3 separate regions of the Mus musculus genome follow, and regions 2 and 3 are each linked to region 1. The links are chromatin loops, found by intact Hi-C in ENCODE. Cell type or tissue: heart. All regions are shown on one strand. Each heading gives the region's core, and the rest is flanking DNA. Links, peaks and the distances in the headings are about the cores only.

Region 1 (10,770 bases), core at 5,583-8,082:
TACACACACAAGCACTCTTCACTTTGAGGCTTAGGTTTCATGGCATGACGTCTTGCAGAAAGCACACTCAGCAAGCTGGTATCTCACGTTTCCGCTGCTCTCCGTTTGAAAGTCCATTATTCAGAGTGCCCTGACCTGCTTCAGCCTCCAACAGTCCTTGGGAGAAAAAGAGAGTATCTTTTCCTATTATGTGTGAGACTTGTTTGTCCTCCCAAGGGAACAGGAACAGAGGCCACAGCCCAGCACCGTAAGGTTGACATTTAACAATAGTCCCTAACCACCACCTACTGTGACAATTGAGCAGCTGGCCTAACCCAGGCTGGTTCTGGGTGCAGCCAAAGAAAATGTCCCCAACCTGTTCCAAGATAAAGATGTTTCTGTTGTGGTACAACTTTGAAACACACACACACACACACACACACACACACACAACAGGCAACTGGACAATAATAGTGCTGACTAGCATCCAATGAGTATCACTTCTGGGCAGAAAGACCACCTCCCTCTGCTGCCTCACCTTTCTCTGTTCATAAATACCTCTCACCCTCTGCCTTAGGGTAAAGGACATTATTGTGGAGGGAAACTGACATCAAATGCCCAGAAAAGTGCTCACAGGTTATCATTCTGCCATTGTTCCCGGTCACCTTCCCCTGAGGCGCCTTGTCTATCTGTCCAGTGTTCACCTTCTCTTTCCCCGCCCCCTTGTTCACTAATATCTACACATATCAGCCAGGAGCAACACCCATACTAGAGGGAGCTAGTTATCTATGTTTTTGGAAAACCAAACCTCTAGACTGAGTGGTGATGCAACCCATTTGTACAAGGACATAACAAAGACCCAGGTGCTTCCTGGTGCATTTTAAAAACAATCAGTTCTTTATTTTGTGTGGAGGAGGTGTACCTATGTCACAGAACTTTGTGTGAAGGTCAGAGATCCCTTTTTTAAAGGAGTATTTATTTATTTATTTATTTATATTGGTGTTTTGCCTGCATGCCTGTCTTCTGTGTGTGAAGGTGTCAGATCCCCTGGAACTGGAGTTATAGACAGTTATGAGCTGCCATGTGAGTTCAGGTCCTTTGGAAGAGGAGCCAATGCTCTTAACAAGCCCCTACCCCCACCCCCAGCCATCTCTTTAGCCTAAAGGTCAGAGATCTTGCCTTCCACTTAGTTGGGGCAGGCCCGTCATCATTTCTGTTGCTGTACACCCCAGGCTAGCTGGCCTGCAAGCTTCTACCTGCCATCTCCTCTGGGATCACAGATGTGTGCCACTGCATCACGGCACCTATTCGAGTAGTCAGGCTCTCATGGCAAGCACCATTACCTACTGAGTCGGCAACAAGGCCCTACCTAGATTGATGTCAAATCATGGTCTTTGTCATTTCTGTCTTTTTTCTCTCTAAATAACAATGAGGATTGTAAGTCCAAGAGGCAAATACCCATTAAGGCCCACACAAGGGGGCTGGAGAGACGGCTTAGAGGCTAAGTGTACTGGCTGTTCTCCCAGAGGACCCTGGTTCAATTTCTACTCCCCATATGGTGACTCCCGCTCCAGAAGATCTGACTCCCTCTTCTGGTCCCTGTGGGCACCAGGCTTTTCTGTCCTCCATAGCACCAAACATATATACAGGTATAGAGATATCCATGCAGTCAAAACAGCCATACACATAAAACAATGTAAAAAGAAGACCCTCATAAAATAAAACAAAATTAATAGGTGAAAAAACCCAGCAAGGTGTCTCAGTGGGTAAAGGTGTTTGCTACCAAACCTGATGACCTGAGTTTGAACTCCGGAACTCAAACTGTAGGAGGAGAGACCAACTCCCACACACTGCACTCCGACCTCCATCCGCCCAATGGGATACAGGCCCACACACATACATAAGTAAACATTTTCTTAAATGTTAAATAGAGTGTGGGGGGAGGGCGGGGCGGGGGGGGGGGGGAGATAGATCTATCCCAACAGATGCTCAAGTCACAGCACATAGAAAACAAACAATAAGAAAAATCAAGCCAACGTGAAAAGGATTGGTCACAATTCCTCAACCATCAACATCAACATAGCAAATGGATTGAAACAAAGGAGAAACCCTTCTAATCCATACTGTAAAATATGGCCAGTTGCCAGACATGGGGGCGCAGCCTTTAATCCCAGAAGAAGCAAGGCAGATTTCTGTGAGCTTGAGGCCAGCCTGGTTTGCATAGTGAGTTCCAGGATAGCCAGGGTTACATAGAGATACACTGTCTCAAACCAACCGACATCAACGGAGTGAGCAGGTTCAAATAAGTGTATTATGGGCTCAGTAGGAAGTGAAGAGACAAAGTAAGCAAAATGACGGACAAACACTCATCCAAAGGAAACAGCTAGAAACTAAACAACAAAAGCAGAGAGGCTGGGAGGGTATCATTCAACTGAAGGACAGCCACAGTCTGGAGCTTGGCTGACAGACTAGAGCAAGCAAAAGGAAAAATGCCAGGAGGTTAAAGAGATGGCTCAGAGGTTAAGCATACGGGGTGTTCTTACAGAGGACCTTGCTCCGTTCAGTTCTCAGCACACAGTCGCTCAGAACTGCTCACAACCCCAGGGGGAATCTGACGCCCTCTTCTGGCCTCTATAGGTACTGCATACACATGGCGTACATACACACAGGCAGCACACACATAGAATAAAAACATCCCCCACAAAGCCTGAAAGACCAGAATAACTAAGGTTAGGAAATACTTCATTTGGATAACAATTTTTAAAAAAATCAATGGTTGACCACAGTTTTAAATAATTCTGACACATATCAAGATGTCAAATCTCAGGATGAGTGGGATGGAAAGTCAGAAACTGTTCAGTGAGATTACAAGAAGCATTTGCCAAATTGAGGGAAAGACGCGGGCATACACGTAGAAGCACTTAGAAGTTCAAATAAACAGCACATGGTCAACTGAACCAGTTTGACTCGGGTGGTGGTATGTGCCTCCAGTCCCAGCACTTAGGCAGAGGTGGCAGACCTCTGTGAGTTCCAGGCCAGGGGTCTTAGTCAGGGTTCTACTGCTGTGAAGAGACACTGTGACCATGGCCACTCTTATAAAGGAAGGCATTTAATTGGGGCTGGCTTACAGTACAGAGGTTTAAGCCCATGATTGTCATGGTGGGAAGCATGGCAGTATGCAGGCAAACATGGTGCTAGAGAGAGAGCTAAGAGCTTTACACCTTGATTGGCAGGTAGCAAGGAAAAAGTGACATTAGGCTTGGCTTGAGCATCTAAAACCTCAAAGTCTACCTCCACTGACACACTTCCTATGTGTCACTCCTAGGAGACAACAAGGGGACACCTTCTCTAACAAAGCCACACCTCCTAGTAGTGCCACTCTCTATGGGTTTATGAGGGCCATTTTTAGTCAAACAACTACACTCTACTCCGTGGCCCCCACAGGCTTGTGACCATACAATAGTATCAACACTGTTTAAAAGTCCAAAGTTCAAAGTTTCTTCTGAGACTCAACGCAATCTCTTAACAGCAACCCCCTGTAAAATCAAAATGAAAAAGCAGATCACATACTTCCAACATTCAATGGCACAGGATATACATCACCATTCCAAGAGGGAGGAAAGGGGAGTAAAATGCCAAAATTAAGTAAAGAATATCAAAACTCAAGAGGATAGAGACAAAACGAGCTTATCAGAATAATGTCAGGTCTCTCCTCATAAATCTTAAAAGGCAGCAAGCTGGGATACTGTATCTGATACCCTGAGTAAATAGCTGTAAACTTAGAACTCAGGTTGCTAGGTTTAAATGGCAGGTTTCTTTACCCAGTAGATCATCTCACTAGACCTTGAGTCAGTCCTCTCTCTCTCTCTCTCTCTCTGTGTGTGTGTGTGTATGTGTGTGTGTGTGCGCGCGTGCGTGCGTATGTGTCTGTCTATATGTCTGTCTTTTCTCTGTCTGTCTTTCTCTCTGCTTCTGTGTGTGTATTTGTCTCTCTTTTTTCTCTGTGTGTCGGTCTCTGTCTTTCTGTCTCTCTCTCTCCATCTTTCTGTGTGTGTCTGTCTCTGTCTTTCTCTATCTCTGTCTCCCTTTTTGTTTCTCTCTGTCTCTGTGTATCTGTCTTTCTCTGTCTCTTCAGAGCCTGACTTACGTAGCTCTGGATAGCTTGGAACTGATATGTAGACCAGCTAGCCTCCAACTCACAGAGATCCATCTACTTCAGCCTCCTGAGTGCTAGGATTAAGGTGTGCCCTACCACTCCTGGCTTGATTTTATTTTTTTTAATACTATGTTTTGCCTGCATATGCCATGTGCTTGCCTAGTGCCTGGGGAGGCCAAAAGAAGGTGTTGGATCCCCTGGTACTAGAGATACAGATGGCTGTGAGCTGCCATGTGGGTGTTGGGAATTGAGCCTATCGTAGTAGTTACATATCTGATAAAATACCCTGTCATAAAGCAATTCAAGGGAGAATGTAGAAGTTAGATCCAGTTCTTTCTCCCAGTCCCATGCTCCCAGAAATAAGACTCAGACTCAAAACATACTTACATATACTTTGGCCATATGGCTAGGCTCTTCTATGGCTAGACCTAACTTAAAATATCCCACTTATTTTAGCCTACATTCTGCCACAAGTCTGGTTACCTGTGGTCAGGTACCATGTGTCTAGCTCCTCACATTTTCTGGGACAAATCTCCCTCTTGGCTCTATCTCAGAATCTTTCTCTCTACAGGAGAAAGAGTTTATTGTAGCTTACAACTCCAGGTTATAGTTCATTACTTGTGGAAAAGTCACAGGGGCAGGAGCTTGAGTGGCCTGGTCACATCACATACTGTCAAGAGTAGAGAGAACTAAATGTATGGGTGTTCACTTGCTTGCTTGTGCTCAGCTCTGTTTCTCTACTCCCATACAGTTTTGTGGGGGATGGAGGGGAGGCGGCTGCTAGGGAATGATGCTGCCCACAATGGGCTGGGTTGTCTCTTATCGGTAAGCTTAATAAAGACACTTCACCCACAGACTTGCCCACAGGCCAACCTAATGTCCCTCACTGAGACTTTCTTCCCAGGTGATTCTAGACTGTACCAAACTGACAATGAAAGCCAACCATCATAGGCACTTTCTCTATACTGTTCATTTGGAGCCAGTGTTCATTCCGTGTTAGAAACAAATCTGTAAGAGCCGTTGGGATTGCTAAAGCTCGGAAGTACCAGGCTTACAGTTTTATTTCCCCCATATTCTCTCTCTAGTCATGAGATGCAAATATGCACGATTGTAAGAAAGCTTACAGGAGCACCCATCAAACACAGATATCCAAAAGATTCAGAGCCTGAGAGAAGACTGCTTTCAAGGGAAAACATTGGGATGATAAAATTTCCGATTACCATGCAGTTTGTCAGTCACTCTCTGCTTTGCGCCTAAGTTGTAAATACACTCCATTATGAAAACGCTTCTTAAAGCAATTCTGAAACCCAGGCAGGTGGGGAGCTCCTGCAGTGGGACATGCCTGCATTAAAGGGTGTGGGGTGGGATGATAAGGTTTTCAAACACCAGAATGGGATTCTTCTTTGTAACTTCCCTTTATACGATGTTCATAACAGTAGTTCTGAAGCAGAGGGACTCAGAAGGTGTCTAACTGTACATGATCTTACATTCATAAAAAGTTACATTGGCTGGTGTACTGGCTAGTTTTGTGTCAACTTGACACAGCTGGGGTTATCACAGAGAAAGGAGCTTCAGTTGAGGAAATGCCTCCATGAGATCCAACTCTAAGGCATTTTCTCAATTAGTGATCAAGGGGGAAAGGCCCCTTGTGGGTGGGACCATCTCTGGGCTGCTAGTCTTGGGTTCTATAAGAGAGCAGGCTGAGCAAGCCAGGGGAGGCAAGCCAGGAAAGAACATCCTTCCATGGCCTCTGCATCGGCTCCTGCTTTCTGACCTGCTTGAGTTCCAGTCCTGACTTCCTTGGTGATGAACAGCAGTATGGAAGTGTAAGCCGAATAAACCCTTTCCTCCCCAACTTGCTTCTTGGTCATGATGTTTGTGCAGGAATAGAAACCCTGACTAAGGCAGCTGGGGAGCTGCAATAGTTTCTTTAGTGGTTAAGTGTGCTTGCAGCTCTTGGCATAGAACCCAGTTCTGTTCCCAGTGTCCATATCAGATGGCTCACAAACACCTGTAACTGCAGCTCCCAGGGATCTGATGCTATCTTCTAGGCATGCACACAGTATACATGGGTATGTGGGGGCATGCACTTAGAAACAAAAAATAATCCTTTTTCAAACTAGAGATATATAAAATAGAGACACACGTACACCTGCAGCTATTGCTGCTCTACTGACAGTAGCCAAGCCGTGGGTCAGCTTAGGTGTCCATCAACAGATTAGCTAATAAAGAAAATATGGTGTGTTTACACAACATGGAATTACTCAGGCATGGAGAAGGAAGCGTGCCATTTACAGGGTTGGAACTAGAGGTCATCGTCTGGAGAAAAATAAACCAGATACAGAAAGACAATGTTTCAAGTTTCTTCTCACATGCAGGAACTAGGACTAGGAGCAAAGAAAATGACCCGGATGGTACAGGGATCTTTGGGAAGGAGTATGTGGGTGAGAGATGGGGATAAAATGTAGTTGGGAGGATGGCATGACTGAAGTGTATGTTTGGAAATGAACTAGTGAAGTCCCCTAGTATGTTCAGTTAACATGCAATAACGATCATTGCTGTAAAACAAACTAGGAATTTAACCCAGGCACGGTGATGCCTGCCTTTAACCCCAGCACTCAGGCAGCAGAGGCAGTCCAAGAATAGTCTGAGGCCAGCCTAGCTACAGACAAACCCTTCCGTGTCACCCTTGCATGAGGAAACAAACCTGAGCGGCAGACATTGCAGCCAAGAAAACTGGTGTAAGGGTCTAAATCACGGGCTCCTTCCCTATTCTAAGAAGCATGTAAGCTACTGTAAGCTGGGATGAACAAAGATACCTACACGGGGTTTGCCCTCTGTCTAGTGGGAAGAAATCGGTTTGTTTTTTAGCTGGGAGAGTTACTCGCTGTGGCCACCAGATGGCGGAGAGCACCCGCGGCTGGAAGCAGAGCGGCCCAGGCAGGGAGCTTTGGGAAGTCATCCACACCCCGAGACCCGGCTTTGTAAACGCACGTTTTGGGTGTTTGAAAGGGTTAGGGGTGTGAGTGCTGCCTAAAATAAACAGCTACCCTGGCGGGCATCGGCGGCAGAGCTTCATCTGGCACTGAGTACTCTGGGGACCCAACTTTTCTCTTGGAGAGCTGCATGAGTGTGCTCCATGCACAGGACCAAAGAGGTGTGTGAGGTTCCCCCGAGGTGGCTCACCCTTGTAATCTCAGCATACCGGAAGTGAGGAGGGGGATGACCTTGACTTTGAGACCAGCCTAGTGTGAGAACCTGTCTCAAAAAATGAGAAGCAGGAAGATGAAGGGTTCAGAGTCATCCTCAGTTAAACCCCCCACCCCGCCCCAAGCCCCAGCCGAGTTAAAAGACAAGCAGGGCTGCTCGAGGCCCTGTCTCAAAAAAAAAAAAAAAAAAAAAAAAAAAAAAAAAAAGAAAGGAAGGAAGGAAGAAAAAAGCAAAGTGAAAAGAAGGTGTCTGCCACTTCACACTTTCAGACTGTGATCGCTTAGCTTGAGCGCTGAAGAAATGAAGCCCACCTTGGGCTCGCCCAGGCGGCCCTGATGCAAGCCCGGAGCGAGCCCGCCTGGTGTCTGCGCAGGCGGGAAGGGATCCGGTTAGCCTCATGGACCACAGCAGGACGGGTCCTCTCAAGTCAGTCTCAAGCTGTTGTCTGAAATTCCAAACTTGAGGTATGAGGGTGTGGCTGGGAGTGTGGAGGGGTTCCTTCGGGTGCAGCAACAATAGGGTTTTGTTTGTTTGTTTTTTGTTTTGTTTTTTTGCTTTTTGTTTGTTTGTTCTTTTCAAGTGCGATTTTAAAATTCGTCTGGTTGTTTAGAAATCTCCACCGGGTGAAAGCGTGATTTTTGAAATCTGAACACAGCGGAGTGGAGGACAATCGGAGGCGCGTCCCAGGAAGCATGTGGAAGCAACGTCCGAAAGTGTAAACAGCCAGGACTTTAAAGCCAGGAAGTTAGTGTCCCTACCGGCGGCAGAATGTGGGTAGAGTATCTGGGACTTTTCCATTCGCCAGCATTTCCAAGACACCTGCAGGGATCTCTCTCTCTCTCTCTCTCTCTCTCTCTCTCTCTCTCTCTCTCTCTCTTCTCTCTCCCTCTCTGCCTCTCTTTTTCTCTCTCTGTCTGTCTCTCTCTCTGTCTCCTCCTCCCTCCCTCCCTTTCTCCCTCCTTCCCTCCCTCTGCCTCTGTTGCATGTCTTCCCCCCACACCCACCCTCTACTCGGGTTTGAGCCTCCCGCCTTCTTCATTCCGGCTTTAAAGCTTAGTTAGAAAGGAGGGAAACAGGGTCAGACTAACAGGAAATTTGGAGCATCAGCACCCCTTGAGGTTGAGTCATAAATTACAGCGGTGAGCCCGCTCCAACCGCAGCCGGAACACCGGTCAAGATGAAGGTCAACTGACCAGCAGCTTTCCCTTTGGACCCCAAACTCTTTTGGGGTTCTTCCCGCCTTCCCCGGTTTTCCTTCCAGGTATCGGAAGTATCCTCCCGCCCACGCTCAGGGGCACAACCCTCCACCCAGTAATTCTTGACCTTTGCACCGAGGCATAGAAAACCTGCATCCACCGAGAAGTAACCTGCGCCGGGATGAGGGAGGGAGCGAGCGAGGGAGGGAGGTCCTGGTCCGAGTTTCCCCCAAAGTAAAACAAGGAATACGGGGATTGCTGACGCGCTTTTTTATACCTTTCCTTTTTATCTAGAAAACCAGACTGTTTAGCGACGAATACATATTTCCAACCACGAATCTTTTTGGGTTTGTGCCGAGTTTTACTCGTCCGGTTCAGTTTGTCTGTTTAAGTGAATGTTTTTGTTTATAGCAAGAGCTGAGGACAAGCGAACTTGGGCGACCCGGCAGACTCCTCCACTCACCCCCAGCCGCTCTTTCAGCCTCGCGCCGGCGAACGGCCCTGTGCCCGCGCAAAAGCGCGCAGGGCCCGGGTGGGGAGTGTAAACAAGCCGGCCGGGTTCCCAGACCTTGATCTTTATTTAAATGGAGGCTTGTTTATCGGTGTCATCCTAGGAGGATTAATTAGATACATCTCTTCACAATTTGGTGTCTGACACTCCATCTTAGGAATGCCTTATCACAAGGTGTTAATTGGGGCCACTCAGCCATTTACGTTTCTATTAAACACTGTGAGGGACTTTTCACAAGTACCGGATTCTTTTTACTGTACGGTGCAAAAATATACAAGACTTGAAATAGACTAGGGCCAGAGTCCTCTTTATCCCGGCGTGCGATTAGCATTTTCTTTCTTTCTTTTTTTTTTTTTCTTCTTTTCTTTTTTTTAAGACAGAAACAGCAGAGCATCATTTGACACTCCAGATACACCAACCGTTGGACGTGGGTGCAGTAAGTTGGTACTGACTAGGTTGGGCCAACTATACGTCTTTCTCCCAAATCCCCTGCCCACAGGAACACATTAAAAAGCAAATCTCTAGAGACTACACACACCTGGCATTCTGGGAAAAGTCGGGGCGGCTTTGCCAAAGAGTCTTGGAAATGCGGAGTTTGTGGGCCCCCCAAGTTCGTGGCGGTGCTCTGGTCCCAGAAGTTTGGAGGACGGGAAAGACTGTCCACAGCTCAGGTATATCTTCTGGCAACCTTAATTGGGCGCAGAAGGGGAGGAGGGCCCGCCTGATTGCTTGCCTCCCCACAGCTAATCCTCTTAGCAGCTGCATTTCCGCGCTCCGCAGTTAAAATGACCCTCCCAGCTAGACCTTTACCCCAGGATGAGAAGGGGCTTCAAGGGTTTGCAAGCTGGGCTTTAAGCCGTCTGCAGATAGCCCGGCGGGACGTCTGGCAGGGGGCGGGGAGAGCCCTCTTCCCCTAACTGCTTAGTCTTCCGCACACCTAGGATTCAGTGAGGGCCTGGGGTGCCCTTCCCCGTCCGGGATTAATAACTAAAACCGTGATGCACCGCTGTCCAGATGCTGTTTGCAGAACTGCAGTGTACCAGACAAATGGAATACTTCTTTGTGGCTGCCGCGCCCAAATCCTGAGTCCTGGATGAAATTTAGCTGAGGGTAAGGCGAGCGAGGACATCCACGGAAAACCGTAAATGGGCGCAATAGGGTGCGCTAACATCTCGCCGCTGCGGTGCTTAAGGGACCCGGAACTCTCGAATGGCCACGGGGGTTCCCATGGCGCTTACGTGGGTCTACGAACTGGTCGCCTAAAGTAAACCCAGGAAAAGAACTAAATGACTAAGGGCCAGGGGGGAGGATAGGAAGCTAGGATTAAGCCTGCAGAGCACAATCTTGCATCTCCAGGGCAAACACTCCTTCCCCAACCCCAGCCAACACCCACTGTCCACACTTCCTAGTGGGGCGAGGAAGTAGATCCTGTTCATCTGTGGGGTTGGGGAAATAAACAGAAGCACTCCCTGCTCACCACTCAACGATATCAGTAGCTAGTTAAAAGATTATAGAGCCTTCTGTGGAGGGGGAAGGGGTGTGTGTGTGTGTGTGTGTGTGTGTATGTGAGAGAGAGAGAGAGAGAGAGAGAGAGAGAGAGAGAGAGAGACTGAGAGAGAGAGAGAGACAGAGACAGAGACAGAGAGAGAGAGACTGTTCACTCTGGAAAGGGGGCAGAAAGAAACAGTTAAATAAATAAAATCCATAGTACAGAAGAC
Region 2 (10,770 bases), core at 3,178-5,677, 390 kb after region 1:
AAAGCTAGATTTTGTTGATTAGTAGTGGCAGGCAGTGGTGTTTGTTCTTTTCTCAGATGGAAAGTTTTGGGCTTATGCTCATGCATTAGCTACAAGATAGCACTGCCTGCGATGTGGTCTTTGATTTTCATAGCTATCCTAGGCGTGCATTGTTCTTTATCTTCTCTAAAGACTTGATTTGCCAAGATTTGTCAGATTTCTAAATGAAGCATTTTAAGTTTCTAAATTCTAAGAATTCTTGTAGGTTTAAGAATTGCTAAATGTGGTGGTTTGAATATGCTCGGCCCAGGAAGTGGCACTATTACTGGGTGTGGCCTTGTTGGAGGAAGTGTGCTACTGTGGGCATGGGCTTTAAGACCCTTGCCCTAGCTGTCTGGAAGTGAGTCTTCTGTCTGCCTTTGGAAAGAGTTGTAGAACTCAATTCCAACCACATCATGCCTGCCTGGATGCTGCCATGCATCCTCTGAACCTGTGAGCCAGCCCCAATTAAATGTTGTCCTTATGAGACTTGCCTTGGTCATGGTGTCTGTTCACAGCAGTAAAACCCTAACTAAGTCACTAAATAACATTAGCATATAGTCAATAGTTCATTATTCATGATATCACTTTGTGAGGTTTAAGTTACTAACATAGCTACAATTCAGTAATGTTAAACAGATAGGAACTACCCACTCATTAGTGACTCAGTAATCTTTTCAAGTACTGACTAGCAGTGCAGTGCAGTGCTGTACTCAAGTGTCCCTTTTAGTAATGTCCGCAAAATGTAGGAGTGGTGTTACAAGAAGGCAGCAGGCTTTGCATTTGGAAGGCACATTAACATTGGCACTTATACAGCACTCAGGGCACGATAGAGGGAAACTTACTGTCTCATAGGTTTCCATTCTAGCTAGAGTTGTGGGCATCCACAGGTGTCTTGGAACTTGTCCCCCATGGGGAAAGGGGAGGGTGGGATTACACTGTTATCTGAAGTTATTGACAGCTGATTTCTATGTATATAAAATTCCATATTGTCATGCTGCCCTTCCAATTAATGTTTAAGTCTGCATTTTAACAACCATGTATTGTCGATTTTGATTTATTGCTTGTATTATGTTAATTGGATTCCTAAAAACAAGAGAATCCCACGGGGTCCCTGCCCCAAGTTGGTTCTAATTGGTAAATAAAGTTGCCAGCTGCCTATGGCTGGGCAGGGAGACAGAGGTGGGATTTTAGATTTCCCCAGCAGGGGAACTGAGGGAAGAAGAAGGATTTAGTACTGCCATGCCTGGGAAGCAGAAGGACCAGGCTTGAGAGCTGCAGAAGGGAAAGCATACAACCAAGCAAGCGCTCAGGAAGACGGCCCCAGGGAACCCCACTGATTGGGTCTAGGGTAGCAGAGATGGAATATAGAGTTTAGTAAATAATAATTCAGGAGTAGTGGCGGGGAGGCATTAGCAGTGTGGAAGTTTGTGAGTGGCCCAGCCATTGAGCCACATTGTGTGTGTGTGTCTGTGTGTGGTAGCTTCGAGGAGAGAAGCCCGGACCCACCGGGCCTCTCCGGGACTGAGCCGGATGAGCCGGATGGTGAGTGTTGGTGACCTGAGACGAGCCACCCTGGCCAGGAGTCTTGTCGAAGCAGGAACTTTATAATGTGGCAGCAATTTGCTTTTATAGACAGGGCAAGGAGGTGGGGATAGAAGTATGGGGTGAGATGACTTGTGGAGTAGTGTGAGATGAGCCTGTGGGGTGATCTCAAGGGGCCTATAAGAAATTGATACATCAGCAGTAGCTAGGCAGAGGCAGTCATTCAGGTCAGGTCCATTGGCCCTGCTGAGTCATTCTCAAACAAATGACAGGTCTCAAAAATCAAACCAGGCTTGGGTTTGTCCTCAAGGCCCAAAATAAGGCCATATAGGGCCCAACATGTGTGTGTGTGTGTGTGTGTGTGCCTTTCATTGGAGAATCCAGAGCATTGGGAACATGGGTGTGCCCTGGGTCACCATGGGGAGATTAGAGTAGCCAACTACAGCAACAATGTATCAAATGAATGGTCATGTTTGATTGAACTTTTTCATCCCTTAGAGGCTTCACCATAACCAAGTTCAGTTTTAATGACAGTTGTGCCAAACAACAACAACAACAACCACCACCACCAAACTCTGAACCTCTGTTATTTGATGCCTTTCCACAATTCAACTATCTGTACTAGCAAAGGCTTAGGAAATCTGATGTGACTTGGTTAAAGTATTCCACATCTTCCTACAGGATTTCCAGGTCATCCCACACACTGGGTTAAGTTCCTTTTGACATTGTGAACCTCACCCTGTGTTTATTAAGAAGAGTTTCTCTGGTTCGGCTGTTTCATGTGATGTTGTCTAAGCTCCAAGGTCTTCAGCCATTCCTCCCTCCCTGGCTTCTGTCAGCTTGTTCTATGGTTCTATGATTTACCAGGCTTTATCTTTGGTGGTTGATTTCCTTTTCTTCTCTCCGTCTCTCTCCCCCACCGCCCCCCCCCCCCCCCCCCCACACACACACACAGGGTTTCTGTGTGTAACAGAGCCCTTGCTGTCCTGGACTTGCTTCGTAAACCAGGCTGGCCTCGAACTCCCAGAAGACGTCCATCTGTGTACTGTGTGCTAGGAATAAAGGCATCTGACATTATACCTGACCAGAGGTTGAATTCTAATTATTTTAGTTTCCTATGTTTGCAGACTACACCTGGATGCAAGATATAATTTATAAATCTAGTGAAAGCAATTATTGTGGCTTAGAGGAAGGGCAGTGAACCAGCCTTTTGTGTTCTTTTGCAAGATAATAGATGGTTCTATCCCTGGCAAAAAGGAGTTTTCCTGCAGGGAAAGAACAAAAGGTCATCATCCCCTCCCCTCCCCTCCCCTCCCCTCCCCTCCCCTCCCTCTGGAAACTGCTCATGGTTTGAGTGCTAAATTTGTTCTATTACATATATACAAGTTGGTGATTTAAGATTTTCTTTTGGGCCTTAATACATATAGCTTACAAGGCATTGTGGTGCAGATCTGTAATACCAGCACCTGAGAGACTGAGGCAGGAGAATCCTGAGTTCAAGGCCAGCCTATACTTGGAGGCCCTGTCTTTGAAAACTGGGTGAGGAATAGAGTTACCTAAATGTGTAAGGACCTGACTCCAATCCCCAGCACTGCAGAAGACAGCAATGCATGGAGACTCGCTTACCGTGTTCTCACAGCCTGTTCCTGGCTCATTCTGTTGTCTTGCTCTATTGATACACACATTTTAACCTTGTATATGCCCAGTTTTTGAGTATATCTAAGAGTATATCTTGTATATGCCCAGTTTTTAAGAGTATATCTTGTATATGCCCAGTTTTTAAGAGTATATCTAAGCCGGATGCACGCCTTTAATCCCAGCACTCGGGAGGCAGAGGCAGGCAGATTTCTGAGTTTGAGGCCAGCCTGGTCTACAGAGTGAGTTCCAGGACAGCCAGGGCTACAGAGAAACCCTGTCTGGAAAAACCAAAAAAAAAAAAAAAAAAGAGTATATCTAAATTAGGTAGATTCTAAAATAACCTTTGCTAACTTCATGTTGAAACACTACCACCCAGAAAGACCACCAACCTACACGACAAAGCGCTCTGTACTACACTTCCATGATGATAAAACAGCTTCCTCCGCCCATCAGTATTCAGAGTGCCAGCATTGCTCCCTCACTGGCGCATAGTCAGCAGACTTCTCGATTCTTTGAAGGAGACTTTGAAGGAAGAACTCTAGTCTGCATTATGTTTGGGTAGCTCAGGTAGGGTTAATTGCGATTGGAATTGGATTCCTCACCCTTTTCCCTATAAATTTTAACATGTTATTTAATGGATGTAAAGTTATGCAAAGCATTTATATTAAATAGACTTGTTAAGTCTATCTTTCTTATCTGGCACCCGATTCACACTGAGTGTTAATACTCAAATATCCCTTTGTGATGCGTTCTCAGGAATAGGCTTCTGTGCCAAGTTCCTCATTCGTCAGTTCTCCGTTAAAGAATGTGTTCCTTGTATATATCTTCACTAATGTATAGGGCATACCCATTTTTTCTTTCCATTTCCTTTTTGTTCTAAAGGACACGGTCCAGGATGTAAGGAAGTAGGTCATGGTATCTATAAACTGGTGAGAAACCAAGTATGTTATGAAGTAAAAAGTGGAGCTTCATTGCCCTCTAGGGGTTCAGCTTTAACATAGCCCGTGTTAAAAAAGAGGAGGAGAGAGATGTGCTGCACAGAGGAGCACTGTCATCTGTGGACTGTGACTGGTTAACACTGAAACCTAGTTTACAGTAATTATTACAAGTGAAATCACACCTAATGCTTAGTAATATTTTAATTAAATGTCAGCATTCCTAAGCAAACCAGAATTTTCAAGAATTATTTGATGACCAACCTATCATCTAGTGTATTTAATGTACTGTCCATATCCTGTAAGAGTCCGAGGAGTAAGGGTTGTAAGACTGGGGCCGGGGTGTCATCAGGAATGTGCCGGTTGGTTTCAGCTATTCTCACGGGCGTTTCTTCTCTCCCCTGTGGGCTCTGTCTACAGCTGCAGAGTTTGGAAAGGGAAGCAATTTGTTTTTCCATTATTGAAAGTATTAGCTAAACTTTGGCTGTGTGAGCAGCACATACTGAGTTTGTATGCAGATATGTTAATGTTTCGAATATTTAAGCACATGTCTATATTGGATGTGAAAATTCATGTGCTTATTAACATTTGGAAAAAATTTTTTGCGTTAATTTGTATGTATTTAGATTTCTAATCCCCGCAAGGAGCCTAGAAAGCTGTACAGTGGGTTTCTACTGTTACCAATTATGAGCTGTGATATCAAGTATCTTAATAAGTAGTATATAGTATTGCAATATAAAAATACATTTACTTTCTCTCCAACCCGTGGTAAAAATAGAGGCCGTCCTGCAGGATGGGCAGGGCTGGTGCCGTCTGCATCCCCTGCCCCTTTCCTTCTACCACCGTGAGTTGAACATAAGGCATTAAGAGCTTTCTTGGAAAATTGTAGATCTTTTCAAGGATCTAATTGAAAATAATTTTAAGTTTTATAATTAGTAGTAAAAAGAAATCTTGAACCACAGATGCCGTGTCCTGAATAAATCTTAGAATATTGAAACAAGGAATCTAAACATTTAATCATGACTAAGAGGAAAAATTAAACTTTAGCTGACTGCCGGGAAAAGTAGCTTTGTGTTAAAAGAGTTGCAATGAATATTCTTACATGCTAAATCTATAAGGCTATGTCTTTCTGATTACTAGAGTGTGTGTTCCAACTTTTAAAGGAATAGCCTACATTCAATCCCCAACAGAGGTTTTTGTTTTTTATCCCAGCTTTACAGTTTCCAAGTTTTAAGTGTGCATGCTCACATCCTTCTATGGATGTGATAAGATTCTGTCTAGAAGTCCTGACTGTGATTATAGGTTATAAGCTATAGCAAGCTATGGTCACACATAATATGGACTGCTTGAGTAAGGGCTTTCACAGAGAACATTGGCTTAGGAGTCTGTTTCAGACCATGCTGTTTTTAATCTCTCTATTTTCTTTTAAATTGTTGACAAGTGCCCTTTATTCACTGAAATATTTAAGCCACTTCTAATTTTTAGATTCTTTGAGGTGGCCTTACTTTTTTGGTTTTCAGTTTAAACAGATATAGTCTATAGCATAGTTAACTGTACATTTAAGTTTTTAAAATACAAAACTTGGAGTGCTCTACGCATCATTAAAGAATATTTTAATGTTTTTGTGTTTACTTAAGGAATAGTACTGGCCTCAATCATGAAAATATTATGAAACCCATTGGTAAGCGTGGTGAATATGTCTGTTTTAATTGTGTATTTTAATTTTGAACAGTACCGATTGACTGGCTAGCACTGACATTATTTTTTGAAACCATAAACGTATTGCCCGCCCCACCGTCAATGTAGTATTTTTGATCCATCTTGCTTATTTTCCATTATCACTGTTTTAAAAACCTCTCTGAGCTAACCACACTCCTAAGATTGTCAACTGAATTCTTGTCATAGTTTTATGGCACAAAATTGGAAATGAAACAGTTTTATCCTACAAAACAGTTGTAGAGTGCTTGCTATCGCTGACCTTGAGCAGAAGTGTGTCCCTAGGCTCTCATGGCGGTTGCTCTGCGAACTCCGAGCCTGGGTGGGAAGGATCTGTTTACTCCACGGTTGCTGGCAACATTCATTCCTCAGGTCTGGCCACTTAGGATTTATTCCATGTAGCGGTATATGCCACCAAAAGCTGTTGGCTGAGAGAGAACATTTTCAAAGAGACAGACACAGCCTTTCCTAGCATCCTCATGGAAGTGGCGACATAGTCCTGGGTTAGATGCCAGTAAGGAGAGTTCACACATCCTCTCTCCTCTCTGGGAGGCGCTTGCCTTGGTGGACACAGGCACAGGGCCCTGGGAGCTGCCCAGAGGCCGTTTGCCTTCGCAGCTGCCAGCCATACCCTGCTTTGTTTTCTTCCCTGCTTACAGAAGTTGTCTTGACTCATTTTTATAAAATGTCTCACTTGAATTTTACCCTTGGCTGCGCTTCCCTTTTGTGTTTCTGCTGCATTGTTAGCACTGCAAGGGACTGATTTTGGCGTTCAATCTCTTCTCTTATCTTTTTCATCTGTTCCTTGAAGGATAGTTTTCCCGAATTTATGCATCTAATAAATTCTTATCCAGTGTGACAGCCGAGATGCTCCTCTTCTCCTAAGGCATCTTTGCAGAGTGGTCCTGCTGCTTCTGAAGCAGCTAGCCTGATGCTCTTTAACATTTGCCACCTTTTCTGGTCTGTCCTCCCCTGTGGGCTGTTGTGAGGGCTCTGGTGTACTGAGTACTTTCTGGAAGCCTAGAGGGCATAGGGGCAGGAGACAGCACAGTGTTTCTCTTTAATAGCCTTTAGGAAAGACTTTTCTTTCCCCAGAAGGTTACGTTTGGCTTATCCTCTCTAGGAAGTGTGGAGCCCTGAAAAATGACACCCCCGGTGGTTTTGCTGAGCCTGCCTAGGTCTTCCGGAGGTGTGTAGGAAAGCTCTTGTATGCAGTGCGTTCCCTGTATTTGTTTCCTTCTGTTGAGTTTTGAGATTTCCTGGTACCTGCCCTGCCCTCAGTGCTTTGCTGAGAATGAGGAGGATATTAACGCATTTCTTAAAGGCACATATCCTAGGAAGTGGAATTGGGGCCGAGGTCTATTCTGTCTTCTCTGCCCAGAGTCTGCCTCTGATACTGCTCTTTGAGGTTTGTGACATGTGGCTCTCCACTTAGTATGTGGCAGCCCGCCAATATTTATTGTTGAAAAAGGTCTTTTTGTTTTTTATTTTTTGTTTTTTTTTTTTTTGTTTTTTTAATTAAACACTGAGGAAAACTTTATGCTTTTAGTATTTTGCAGTTTTTACTCAGATTTATCTTCACAATCTTTTGCCTAACCTGTCCGGTTAGCACACAGACTGTCTTTTCTCCATCTGGAAGATTTTCTTTCTCTTCTAGCCTCCCCTGGAACTCTGTGGCTAGTTAGATCTTTCTGGGATATGCAGCTCAGTGACACTCAGCACCATGTGTAGGATTGAGCCTGAACTCACATTAAAGCCACACAGCAGTAGGATTCCTCTCTTCCTGTGCATGCCCCGTGAGGTTTGCAAGGCCTGCTTTGTCCACTGTGGACTCGAAGTCCGTCTGGGGTCTGTCTCTAGAAGTGGATGTCGATGGGCTGTCCCTTCCCAGGATGTGGCCGATGCTGAGGTCGCTGCTCCAGCTGCCGTAGGTTTCATCATTCCCTGAGTCGTTGTCAGGCTTATCGAGTGACACTTTAGTTATTTGCACTGTCCTTGTGAAGGTGCACTTTATACCCCCCAGGATTATTTTGAGTCTCAAGGGAGTCTTCACCATGGTCTTCTCTGTGCCAGTTGTGCACGTAGTGGTGTCCTCCAGGACGCAAATCAGTCACTCTGAGGGAAGAGGCCACAGTCTGCTCACGCTTGCATCTCTTGGTTTCATGTAGGTCATTTTCTTCTGCTTGTCTCAGCACCGTGCGATTGAGATCAGGGCACATTTGGGCACACGGTGGGTGGGATGCTTGGCACCGAAGAGAGGCTTTTCTTTCAAAAGAGCTGCGAGTAGACAGTCTGTTTTATGAGAGAGGACAATGCCGATGAAAAGTTTCTCAAGAAACATTATCCTCACATGATTTAAAAGGAAGAGCTGTGAGGAGAGGACAGATGATGAATGTGGGCTTGCTGTGGTTGAGGGCGTTGGTTGAGAGGGTTGGAGCTAGGCGGCCTTCAAAGAAACATGGCTTTGGGTGGTAGGTTCTAGGCTTGCAATCAAAATTCCTTTAATGTGTCTTTTGAAAGTACCCTTTCTTAGTCAGGAGCTGGTGGCACAACCTTTAACCCCAGTACTTGTGAGGCAGAGGCAGGAGAATCTCTGAGTTCAAAGCCAGCCTGCTCTTCAGAGTGAGTTCATTACATCCAGGGCTACACAGAGAAACCCTGCCTTGAGAAATGCTGCCCAACCTAGTAACCAACCAACCAACTGAATAAGTAAACGAATGCACCTCTAACTTCAGAGCCTTATACAGTCTTATCATCGTGGTGCTGTGGTCACAGAGAGCATGCTCTTCCCCGCCGTGTGCGTTTCTCTGCAGTTGCTTTATTAGCTTACAGAATAGTGAGTGCTATGTGCCATAGTTCAGGGTGGCTTGTCCTTTCTGTTACACAGAATGAGTCCCTGTCTGTCAACAGTGTAGGGCAAACACGTTATTATCTCTCACTTCTTGTACTAGGCACAGTTGGAGAATGTTGTAATAAGGATTTACAAGTAAGAGGAAGAACATGGAACAGTGTCCTGGTGCCTTTGTGGCAGATGGGCTGTGGGGCACCTATTTGAGATTTTAGGAGTCTAGCTGCTAGGTTAGGTACGGAGACTGTCTGTGTACAGTGTTGTGAACAAGGGATGACTCCAGAAACCTTATTGCTGGGTATTCAGGAGTGCCGCATGGCTGCCAGAGCCGTGAAGTCTGAAAACATGACAAGCTGAATTTGCAAGACATTTGAAGGTTGTGCGATGGTTAAGAATTTACAGTGAAACCACTGCCTACAGTGGTGTAGGAGATCTCTTCTCTTCTCTTCTCTTCTCTTCTCTTCTCTTCTCTTCTCTTCTCTTCTCTTCTCTTCTCTTCTCTTCTCTTCTCTTCTCTTCTCTTCTCTTCTCTTCTCCTCCCTCCCTCCCTCCCTCCCTCCCTCCCTCCCTCCCTCCCTCCCTCTTTCTTTCTTTCTTTCTTTCTTTCTTTCTTTCTTTCTTTCTTTCTTTCTTTCTTTCTTTCTTTCTTCCTAGATTTATTTATTTATTTTATGCATGTGAGTACACTGTAGCTGTCTTCAGACACACCAGAAGAGGGCATCGGATCCCATTACAGATGGTTGTGAGCCACCTTGTGGTTGCTGGGAATTGAACTCAGAACTTTGAAAGAGCAGAATAGAACTTCTGAAAGAGCAGTCAGTGCTCTTTAACTGCTGAGCCATCTCTCCAGCTCTGAAAGCTTTTCCTTTTTATAGGACCGTGAAACCATGGCTTTATAAGCTGGTGCAGAGTGACCCTAGGGAACTGCCGAGTGGGCTCACCTCATGGCCACATTCTGTCTTCTGAGGCCCCGTGCTCTGTCACAGGGTTCTGCTCATGAGTCCCTCATTTATAGCTCCAATAACTTTATCTTCTACACAGTCTATCTACAGACACTCCTGGCAGAGTATATGGTACCTATCGGTTGATGTTCCCATCATAAACCTGAATTTCTTGTATTCTTTGCACATATAATTGTGCTTATATTTTTCTGGGCTAAAAGTTGGATTAGATGTCTTATGTGTATTTTGACTCCTAAGATCATACAAAACATTCTTTCTGATATACTCAATAGCAGAAAATATTTAGTGTTTACAATAGTTTTGGCACTCCGTATTTGAACCAGATTTTTAAATTTGTTTTGTACTGGAAGTAGACACTTGTAGAGAAATGTAGATGTTTAAAGCAATGGTAGTACTCAGACTGGCACGATTTAGAGTCAGAATCTGTTAAATCTATTGGGAATATGCCAGGAATGTTTCCCAGGCTCAGTTTTATCCCCTACACTGAAGACGGAAAGACTGAGAGTAACATGTAAGGGCAGCATAGCCACGAGCACCGTCCTGTTCATAAAGTAGGTGTGCTGCTTACCTACCAAACAAATCTCTAGGGGCTGGAAGTCACAGGAAGTATGCTGTGTCAGCAGATAGGCTGGTTCCTGAAGGAGTTTTTAAAAACAGAGACAGGTTAAAAGTGTAACAGAAGGACTGTGTAGACACTGAGTACTGTAAATTAGGACTTAATGTGCTTTTAAGTTCATAAGTACAAGGAAAAATTTAAATTGCAAGAAGAAATGAATGGAAATGTACACAAGTTAAAGGCAACATACAACAGGGTTCCAGGAGACCCACGTTTGTTAAGAGCACTGCAGTTACTTTTAGAAACAGAATAAATCACTTTAGCCTTACCTCTTTGAGTTAGAATTTTCATCTGCCCTCTATTCTATCTGTCAGACATCTATCAGCTGCCACCTGCCTCTGCTTTGCAGCGCTGGGAAGTGTCAACTGTGACCTCATGTTGCTAGGTACATGTTCTGTCACTAAGCAGTTTCCAGTCCCATCTTCTCTTTAGAAAATGCATTTGTGTTCATTGACTTGTGTAAAGTAGAGCTTCTTGGGACAGACTGTATAA
Region 3 (10,770 bases), core at 4,938-7,437, 320 kb after region 1:
CTGTGTGTGTGCATGCTCATGAGTGTGTTCATGTTTGGGTGTGTAGGCCAGAGGTTAACCTCAGGTGCCTTCTGCAGGAGTGGTCTACTTTGTTGACCCAGAGCTTGCCAATTTAGGTAAAGTGACCCATAAACCCCAGAGATCTGCCTAGCTTTGCTGCTACGGGGCTGAACTGTAGTCATGATATATATTTTTTTCCATTTCTTTCTTTTTGCATGGGCATTCTGAGGATTGCAGTGGCAAGTCCCTTACCAACTGAGCCACCTTTCCAGCCCAGGTCTAGTTTTGACATGTCCCTCTCCCTATGGGAGACATTAGGATATGATGTCAGTATATTAGACAGGAGCATAGCTAAATGTAAAATTATACATATTTCTCTTCTTGGGCTCAGACTAATGCCATGAAAATTGAATCCTGGTGGTGGCAGGTTCCATTCCTGAGCATCTTGCAATGGACTGTATTAGTGGGAATGAACATATCTTCATTGTAAAGTGCAGTGTTGCTTATGTGGCTTAAATATAAATTACGCTTTGTTCTTTATGAGCCTCTGAGCTTTGCCTACACTGCTCAACTGTTTACCGTGTGTACATTAAATCTGGTAACACCTCTCTTTGCACTGAATTGCAGATGGCTGTGTTAGCTCCTGATCTCCTGCTTCACATAGGTTCTGCTCCATTTTCAAATGTCAAAGATATCCACACACATACAGTGTGCTCTCTCTTCAAGGCAATGTGCCTGATAGGATGCTACTAAATGCACGGTTATCTTTAAAAGCATAGCGTGTGCATCTGTGTTCGCTTTATGAAAGTGTGTGTGCCATACTCTATACAAATGTATTATTAATATATATCAATTAAGTAAAAATTTTTTTTTCTTAAAACACAGGCAATCAACATTAAATCTTTTAAAAGTCCTGACAGAAAAGAAGGAAGGAGGAAAGGAAGGGAGAGAGGGAGGGAGGGACACTGAGAGGGAAAGCTAATGCTACATATAGAGTCATATTAATAGCCCATAGAATACCACCTCTGGATTATACAAAGCCATTGGAAGTTAATGATCATAACATTGAGAAATAATACGGAATTTCCTTCCTTGCTTCCTTTGTCCCATTTTCCTGGTCATGTCTTTTTCTTGTTTCAGTTAAAAAACATGATAATTATCTTGAAAGGAAATTCCAAGCTCTAAGATGTGTGCCCGTGTGAGTGCCCGTGTGTGTGACCGAGGAGGACCTTGGGTGTTTGGCTCCATCATCCTCTGCCTTGCTCCTTTGAGAAAGAGTCTCTAAACTCGGAGCTAGGCTGGTAGGCTCTGTGATCTTCCCTTTCTGCTCCCTGCGACATTGAGACACTAAGCTTATTGTGGGGAGATGCTGGGTGGGAGGGAGGAGAGCAGCTGAGTTATCTCGGGCATGGTTTATTTTGGGATGATTTACATGAGGATTTATTTTTCACTCTGAAAATAGTATGCTGACACAGCAAAGGTACATGTGAGAGGGTGCAGTGCTGTAGTCACCGAAGGGTTCACACTGCACAGAATAATAAGGCAAATGCTCTCATCTTGAGAACCCCTAAACTGAAACTGCCAATTTTTCTCTTTTTAAACCATCTTCAGATGTTAGTTTTTGTTCCCATTACCTAGCACTGCATGGGAAATTATTCCAGAATTTGCTGGTTTAAAGCGTAAACAAGTTCGGTGCATTTCACTATTTTCTGGGTCAGGCTTTGGGCAGGGTTGCTAGGTGGTGTTCACTTAGTCTCGAAGTTGATCTGAAATACTCAAGACACGTGTATTCTGTACATGCCTGGGGCCTTGGCTGTGACAGCCAGAGGGGTGTGCTCACTGTGTCTTCTTTGTCATTTCCCAGCATGATTATCAGGCTGCCACTTGGAGACTCAGGTGTTGCTGGAGAACAAGGTTAAAGCTGCCAGCCTTCTGACGGGCTAGATCTAAGACTGACATGTCATTTCTACCACTGTCTTTATGTCCATGCACTCACAGGCTAGCCCAGATTCAGTGGGAGTGGCATTAAATAACTTGTGGCCATTTTTAATCTTCCATAAAATTGAGACACACTTTAAATGTTACCAGAGCTTATAAAGATCCAATGTAATCTTGCCTTCTCCCAAAATTAAAGCTGCCACCAAGAGCAGAGAGTAAATCCTTCTCTTACCTGTTGTGTTGGCTGCTTTTATGTCACATTGACTCAAGCGAGAGTCACTAGAGCCTCAACTGAGAAAATGTCCCCAGATGAGCTGGCTGAAGACAAGACTTTAGGGCATTTTCTAGAGTGGCCATTCATCTGGAGGAGCCTTAACCATTGTGGGTGGGGACACTCTTGCCACCAGGTTCCTGCCCTGCTTGAGTTTGTGTCCTGACTTCCTTCTCTTATATGGAACTGTAACTGAACTAAAATCCTTCCCTTCCCATGTTGCTTTTATTCATTGTGTTTTGTCACGGCAATAGAAACCCTAATAAGATACACACCGAGTATTCTGAAGCAATTCCTGCTTCGAGGCATGCATTATAAAGTTTACATCTGTTGCACACCTCTATCATTTGTGGCAAAGAAAGACCAATACTACATCTTGCTTTCCTGTCTACATAAACTTTATGAAGTTTATAGCACAACATGGGGATTTCTATCAATACACTAAAAGTGTTGCCTATATAACTGTATATGCTGTGCATAGAAGATATGGTACTTAAAAAACATTTTAGTAAAGTCCATATAACATGGGCTGCTCATCAGTCTGTACATGCTCAAGGTAATTTTCAGTGGTATTTATTAAAACAAAAAAGTATATATAAGCCAGAAAAGGTGTAAATAGTCTGGGCCTGGTGACAGAGGCAAGCAGATCTCTGTGTCTGAGGCCAGTCAAGACTCTTGGTGAGACTGTGTCTCAAAAAACAAAACAAACAACCCAAATTATATGCATCTGCATATAATGGCACTTATATGCAGAGACTCTGCTTCTCACTAACTTACACTGCTGCTATACAAGATAAAGAATTATGGTTTGTCAAATATAGTCAAAAAGTTCCATCCATTTACGTTGACTTTGAGAGTGGTGTGGCAGTTTGAAAAAATATGGCTCCCATAGACTCATGAGCTTGAATGCTTGGTCATAGGGTATGGCACTATTAGGAGGTGTGGCCTTGTTGAAGGATGTCTGTCACTGTGTATGTGGGCTTTGTGGTCCCTTATGTTTAGGTTCTGCCCATTGCAGATGATAGTTTCTTTCTGGCTGCCTTCAGACTAAGATGTAGAACTCTCGGCTCCTTCTGCAGCACCATGTCTGCCTGGATTCTGCCATGCTTCCTGCCATGATGATAATGGAATGAACCTCTGAACTGTAAGCCAGCCCCAGTTAAATGTTTTCTTTCATAAGAGTTGCCTTGCCTTGGTCATGGTGTCTCTTCACAGCAGTAAAACCTACACAGCCTGGTTTACTAGTTAAATTCATAAACATTTATATGCACATACTTAAATGTTAGCATGACTAATGTTTTGTAAAATTATTATTACAAGGAACTATGTTACACAAGTGTTTGTATCAACCATTACTTATAATTATGAAAATAGACAATGTAAACATTAATAAAGAAAAAACTAAATAAAATGTACTAAAATTTCATCTAAAGAATAGATATAAGTTTATAAATTAACTAAACATACTGGTCTATGTAATGAACTTTTGGTTTAAAAAACATGGTAGAATATGATATCCAGTGAGACCCAGTTTAAAGTCATGACTTGTTATGATTTGTAACATAGTGACAAGGAAATATAAAGTATTAGTATATTTATTTACAAAGTAGCTAACAATGGTGACCCAAAGACTTCTTAACTTTTTAACATTTATTGATTGTTTTATTGATTGATTATGTACACATATGTGTATGTGTGCTCGCATTTACTCTACCATGATACATGTTGAGGTCATAGACAGGTTGTGGGAGTTGGTTCTCACTTTATACCACATGGAGTCAAATTCAGACCATCATGTTTCTAGGCAAGCTCTACCACACACTGGGCTATCTCACTGCCCACACACCACCACACACTGGGCTATTTCACTGCCCACACACCACCACACACTGGGCTATCTCACTGCCCACACACCACCACACACTAGGCTATCTCACTGCCCACACACCACCACACACTGGGCTATCTCACTGCCCACACACCACCACACACTGGGCTATCTCACTGCCCACACACCACCACACTGGGCTATCTCACTGCCCACACACAACCACACACTGGGCTATCTCACTGCCCATGCATGCTCCCAAGAGATTTTTGAGGATGAGGAGTGAAATTCCAAGCAGGTCAAAGGGCTTTTGACACCATGTGTAGCATTTTATTTTCGATTATTTGTAAGAGGTAAAGATGAACCACAAGCGTTTTACTTTAAATTGTTTAAAGACACAGACAAGTGACAAATGAGATAACCATCTCATTGTGTGATGTGTTTTCTAGAACAATGTGCAAAGTGTAACTTCATTGGTACAGAAAATCTGCTGCCTGATGCATACTGTACTTAATTGAGAAATGCAGCAAAACTGAAGGATCTCTCCTGGACTGCAAATGAAGTAGGTTACTTTGTGTGGGAAGGAGTTAAAGCCAGAGTAAGGGCAGGAGGACTCCTCTACAGTATGAGTTTCACACAAGCATAAGATTTATTTCTATAACAAGAAGGGACATTAATTAAGAAGGAGATGCAGAGATGCCTTTCTGTTACCAACAGAACAGCCTGTACTTCACACCTAGGTCTCTGGCTATTTCCAGGTCTCGCTCTTGCTTACGGGATGGAAGCATCTATGCCTTGGCGTTTACTGCAAAGCCATGGCTGTCAGCGGACAAGTGACTCCTCTGTGCATGTGGACACTCGATGGGCTCCTGTGTTAAGGGATGAAGGAAGAGGAAGATGCCATTATTCTTCAATGAAGTTCAGGCAGAAGGTCTTACAGGAAGACATTGCACTTCATCATTAGTTACTGCTGGCTTTCTAAGTCTGCAGGCAAAAGACACAAGAGGGAAATGATCTAAACCAAATCTCAGTCAAGAATTCCACCCACCAAATTGTAAAGCGAGAACTAGAGGAGACTGTATTGACCCAGTTGATTCTAGTATGACTAGATCAAGATAAATGTGATTGACGCTGTGCCTGTCTGGCCCTTTCTTACCCCAATCAAAACCCATGTCGATGAAAAGGGTCTGCTTTGATGGTCCCAAACGTGATAGGAAGAGCCGCTCCCTTTAGTCATTTCCTGTTTGTCAGTTTTTTTTTTTTTTATCTAGGTGTTAGGTTTAAATTTGGAACATGCGAGGTGCAGTGAACTTGTCTTGGGCAGAAGAAGAAAAAAGGAAGAAAGAAGCTTAAGTTGCCTATTTTTAAATGGAATATAATTTAATCTATAAGGCAAGGTAACATCTTCTAGTTGTGAGAGTGACGTTGCTATACAGTTTGCACAGTACCAGCAGGTGCTTGTATGTAAAGCATGGCTCTGATTGCTTATGAATTGTTAAGTCTGTGATTTGAAGCTTGGTTTGGGAAATGCTGACATGGAAGGATGATGAAGGGGACAAGGAAAAGCAATAGATTCCAGTGTGGAGGAGAGTCAAACGTGAGACATCAGGAGCAGATGCCTGATGCATGAGGACAAAGCTTGTAAACCCCATTACGTCGTGTGATTTGTACTGGGAATCACAGTCGCAAAAATGCAGTTCGCTCTTAGCTAATGTACAAAGACGTGGAACGATCTACGCTGTTCTGATCTGAAGGGCGCCACAAGTGAAGCTCTGGCTTATACCACTGTGACCACTCTACTGACATTTCTGTCCCATCTTCTTCATGGTCCAACTCCTCTTCTAGAGTGAGGAAGATCAGTCCAGAGAAGCTTGTCCGCGGGTCTAATGTTACAACACTAGAGGGCAGTACACCAGAGCGTCATGCGTGTAGCTTACTGTAAAGGTGACAACAGCCTCCTTACACAGCCAGAAAGGAGGAACTAGAAGGTGTTGGTATCAGTCATGGCACAGCCCTGCTTCAACAGATGAAGGACTGAGATCTGCACCAATCACAAGACTTCTCTGTTCCACCAGAGGAAGTGTCCCCCCTATGGCTTGCACATCACAGTTGCAGGTCACTTACAGTTTAGCAAAGCCTGAGAGGGCTGCTTTCCAAGGCCACAGGACATGCTGTCTATAGTGACTGGGACATGTCTCGATCACCGTGTACTGGTTATCTGCAGCTGCTGGAGTGTTAGGGCAAACTCCTCCCTCATGTTCTCGTCAATCCTTTGTTGGGTTCTCTAAAATGTTGAGCAGAAAGGCTTTGGGAACTTTTCAATTGCTATCCCATAGCAGGCTCAGATTCTGAAAGACGCATCTCAAAAAGAAAAGTGTGTGTGGCCTTTGTTCACTGGGGTTTACCACAAATCAGTATAAGGCAGCTTTGTTGTGAGAATCCCTTTAAACACTTTCTGTGAATGATTCCAACGGTGAAGACCCTTCTTGAAGGACTGGAAGCCTTCAGCAGGGAACTGTCGGCCCGGTAGCTCTTTGCCTAGCAACACCTGGAACCTCCCTTAGGGAAGCTTGCCCATTTTTGACACTATAATCACTCTGAGGACACCACAGCAGCTTCAGGGAACCAATGCAGCCATGCACACTTGATGCTGGCACTGGGAGCCTTAAGGGAATTCTAAACAAGAGCACAACAGACCCAAGAGGCCATTGACAGTGGTGATAAGGGTCAGCACAATGCTGAGGAGGGTTCTGTTTGAGGAGGATGAAAAGGGCACCTTTGTCATTTGTGGCATAGTTTGGCAGCGCGGCTGTCTGTGGTAACCTAGGGAACAGAAGCAACGGCGACTTAAAGCACTCGGAGACTTGGCTGTAGAGGTGCACACACAAAGTGTAGACAGTGCCAGCTGGTGGCTTCTTCTAACCATGACTTCTTAACTTCAAGAAAAAGTTGAAAGAGAAAGCAACTGTGAGGTTGTGAGTCAAATTTAGAGGAAATAGAAAATCTTGACTTCATAGGCTTGAAGATAAAACTTTTTCTTTCTAGTGTCTGTTTCGGTATCTCATTATCTATATAATTCTCTGTCTCTGTCTTTGTCGTGTGCTTAATAAACAGGAAGATCAAATGTTGTACTTTCACTTATTTCCTTAAGGCTCCCAATGCCAAAGTCAAGTGTGCATGTTTTATTGTTGTTGTTAAGGAGAAACCTCTTTCTATATACCCTATCTGCACAAAAACTCTATCAAGGGACAAGACATGTAGCTTTGTTGGCAGAGTCCTTGAAAAGCTTGCACAAAAACAATACCATATAAACTGGACATATGGTAGCATGTATTTGCAACTCAGGAGATAGAGGTGTAAGGATCAGGAGTTTAAAGCTATCCTTGGCTGCAATGTGAGTTTGAGACTAGCCTGGGGTACATGAGACCTCATCTCAAAAAAACAAAACAAAACAAAAAAAAACCCACCAAAACAATACCTTCAGACAGTATTCACAGGACCTCTGACGGAGCCAGTGCACCAAGACTCCAAAGAGTGTTCTAGTAAAGCAAGCAGCAGTTACTAAGCTAGCCTAGTCTTGAAGACTTAGTGAGCACCATTCTTCTGTGTTCTATTTGCTATGAATGGGCTGCAGGGAAGGAACAAGAAGGCGTGGCTTCCTAGGGCACAGTCCTCAGAGGCTTTGTTATCATTCATGGTACAAGGTGGCACACTACATAAGGCACAGTGTCGCTGTGTTCCCCCATCCAATCACAAGTGAGAATGCTCCACATTTACTTTAGTTTTTGATGAGACAGGGTCTCATGTACCCCAGGCTGACTTCTAACTCATTCTGTATGTGGCTGAGGGTGATCTTGAACATCCGACCTTACTATGCCTACTCCTCGAGTGTTGTCATCACAGGCACACACAACCACACTGTCTCTCAGCCCCACTTTTTTTTTTTTTTTTTTTTTTTGGTTTTTCAAGACAGGGTTTCTCTGTATAGCCCTGGCTGTCCTGGAACTCACTTTGTAGACCAGGCTGGCCTTGAACTCAGAAATCCGCCTGCCTCTGCCTCCCGAGTGCTGGGATTAAAGGCGTGCGCCACCACGCCCGGCTTTCAGCCCCACTTTTTAGCTGATACAAGTAACTTACTGGAGATTTCTGAAATTCACTTTCTTCATCTTTTAAGTGGTGAAAATAATATTTAGATATGATTAAATTGATGGTTTTATTTTACTTTGATGTGGTGATTAAATTCAGATGACGAAATACAGCACTTAGTTAAAGTACAATAATATGTTAAACCCACACACATATAAACATGAATATGTGATGATGCTTGTCATTATTCATATAGGAAGATTTTGTTTTGCTTTTTTTTTTTTCAAGACAGGATTTCTCTGTGTAACCTCGGCTTGGCTGTCCTAGAACTAGCTCTGGAGATTAGGCTGGCCTCAAACTCACAGAGCTCCTCTGCCTGTCTCTGAGAGCTGGGGTTATTTGTAGCACACAATAACAACAAAACAGAGAGAACTGAGATCTACTAACTGAGCTGATTTGATTTTGTCATTGGCCCTCAGACACAGCCAAGTGTCATTTAACAAAGGGATCTGCTCTGAGAAATGGGTTTGGCCTCATGAGGTAGTACATTCTGAGAATTGCCACACATGGCGGTTCATCAGTGTCTGAAAGACTGTAGCTTGACAGATGACTGTGTAGGTAAATTGTATTTGTAGGTGGTGAACAGTGATCTGGAAGGACATTGATGCATGTGAGTTCACTTCAGGACCACCCTGATTTTCACTTTTAAGTCTTCACACAATTCTAGCAGGTGTCAGTATTATTCTGGAGAATGGTCCAAACACAGGGATGCAATGGAGATTTATGCCATCTACAAGGTGTTCTCTGGCTCACACTACTACAAAGAGTAAAGCTAGCTACAGTGACACGGGCAGCAATAAATGCTCTGAAGATGAGGAGGCAAGAGGATTTCTGAGTTGCCTGCCAGCCTATGATAAGCTTTAGGGCTAGAAGTGGGCTCAGTGGAAGAAACTTGCCTGTCCTTCCTAAGGTCTTGAGTTCCACTCCCAGAACCACGGAAACAGAAGAAAAGTCATCTCCAATACTCCAGAGAATCAGGTTTTGGAACAAACTATGATTTAGGGCAACTTAAACATATTTTCGTTTTGTCCCATATTAGAGGGCCTGAAGACACTGACTGCACTGGGCACAATTCAAAGTTTGTCCTTTGGGGCTCAGTGATGCTGCTCTACTTCTGGGGCTGGTCCTCTGAACCTCAAGGTCCGTTTCAGGACAGACATCCCAGCCCCCACACCCACGCCTCTTCCACTCTTTAGTGCTCGCTCCTTTGTAGGCGTCTTGCTGGACAAGTAGGGGGTCGGAGTAAGTGCATGGGGGTGTGGTACTTCCCTCTTTCCAGAGGCATGCCCAGTGAAGATGAAGACTGCCTTTTCTGGAATCTCTAATAGACATGAGCCTCTGCATTGGCCTTGATCGTATTTCAACAAAGCCAACTTTCCTTATTTGAGGCTCTGGACATATCAGTGATACTGCTGGCCTAAGCCTTCTCAGGTGTCTGATGAGCTCATGATATGCCTGAAAGCTAACATGTCCTAAGGTCATGGGCATTTTGACCTATGGGGTCCTTCTAATAGATGATGGCCATCCAACTCATGAGCATGGAGTTACAAACTCAGACTAGGGAAGAGTAATTAAATATGTTGACTGGCCATCTGCAATGATGTCATATAGGTGCTCCTCACAGAGTAGTTCAAAATATTCGAATGTTAGCTTCCTTCTTCCAACCACTGGATTCTTTGGTGTTGTTTTTAGATAACGTTTCATGTACCCGACCACTCTTTGGTCTTATTTCATTTTCCTGCTTCTATAAAACCTAGTTGCTTAGCATTGAAGCACCCAGTATCACACCCAAACCAAGAGAAAAGCAGCAATTTGGGGCTATGTGTTTACAACAGAATACAGGGAAGATCTGCTCAGAGTTCTCAAGTCCATGTGACATCACAGCAGGAGAATAATTGTACCCGAGTAGCTTCAGTGGGGAGAAAACACTGACACGAAGGAGACATGGTTTGAGGACATTTTAGTTCAGGTAGTATTTGGCTTAAAATAATACTGGTAGCATCTCAGGGATCAATCCCACAGTGTTAGTGTAGGACCAAAGCTAAAGATGGCCTAGAAATTCATACTTTCATGATGGATAACATAGCTGAGCTTATCTGAATGAAGGTGGTTAAAGTCCTCATCTTCATCCATTCCCCCCTTTCTTCCTTTGAGACAGGAGCTCACATATTCCAGGCTGGCCTCCAACATGCTATGTATCCAAGGCTGGTCTTGAACTCCTGATCCTCTTGTACCTTCCAAGTGCTGGGACTGCAGGCAGGCATGCATTACCACGCTCTGCCCTCAATTCTTCTCTTCTGGCATGCTACCCCACACATCAACACTAATTCATTGAGACAGAAAAGTCAGGTCCCCTGAGACTCAGTGAGCCAGATTCTAAATTAACAGAGTTCATCATTGGGGAAATCAAAAGCCAATTGGAGAGAGCTTATTATAGCTATAATGATTGCCAGCTCTCCAATGACTGTGATTGTTATTTTGAGTTACCTGACTTTTAGACATATGCTTACTTATTTAATTAATATTTCAGAGGGTGAGCTCCCAATTTCTGGCTTTGCTCTACTGAAGCTAGAGAAATTGTTAAAAT

What was found. Hi-C counts contacts between places; a loop is a spot of excess contacts. Peaks named below come from ENCODE experiments on the same cell type or tissue, not always from the same donor. Only the 100,000 strongest peaks of a DNase experiment are listed, where the experiment ranks them.
Region 2: it touches region 1 in a loop (15-fold over the local background); 21 of 42 quality-filtered maps call a loop at or near these places.
Region 3: it touches region 1 in a loop (2.3-fold over the local background); 12 of 42 quality-filtered maps call a loop at or near these places.

Annotation. Positions count from the first base shown.
Region 1 is chr9:118,486,123-118,496,892 of GRCm38, reverse strand. Gm33460 (a long non-coding RNA gene) reads left to right here and starts at 7,114. Exons shown (of 5, transcript XR_871343.1): 1 at 7,114-7,292; 2 at 7,615-7,809; 3 at 7,956-8,119; 4 at 9,552-9,723; 5 at 9,994-10,649. Eomes (eomesodermin) reads right to left here. Exons shown (of 6, transcript NM_010136.3): 6 at 10,761-10,770. In heart, for the core only: a CTCF peak has its summit at 7,032 (motif pointing right); a DNase peak (open chromatin) is centred at 7,172; H3K4me3 peaks cover 1,302 bases; H3K27ac peaks cover 241 bases.
Region 2 is chr9:118,093,011-118,103,780 of GRCm38, reverse strand. All of the region lies in intron 2 of Cmc1 (COX assembly mitochondrial protein 1), which reads left to right. Among named protein-coding and RNA genes, the nearest start is that of Gm51660, 25 kb to the right of the region's middle. In heart, for the core only: a CTCF peak has its summit at 4,195; no DNase peak of the experiment used is centred there.
Region 3 is chr9:118,163,956-118,174,725 of GRCm38, reverse strand. Gm17399 (predicted gene, 17399) reads right to left here. Exons shown (of 2, transcript NR_155294.1): 2 at 4,344-5,021. Among named protein-coding and RNA genes, the nearest start is that of Gm17399, 19 kb to the right of the region's middle. In heart, for the core only: a CTCF peak has its summit at 5,934 (motif pointing right); no DNase peak of the experiment used is centred there.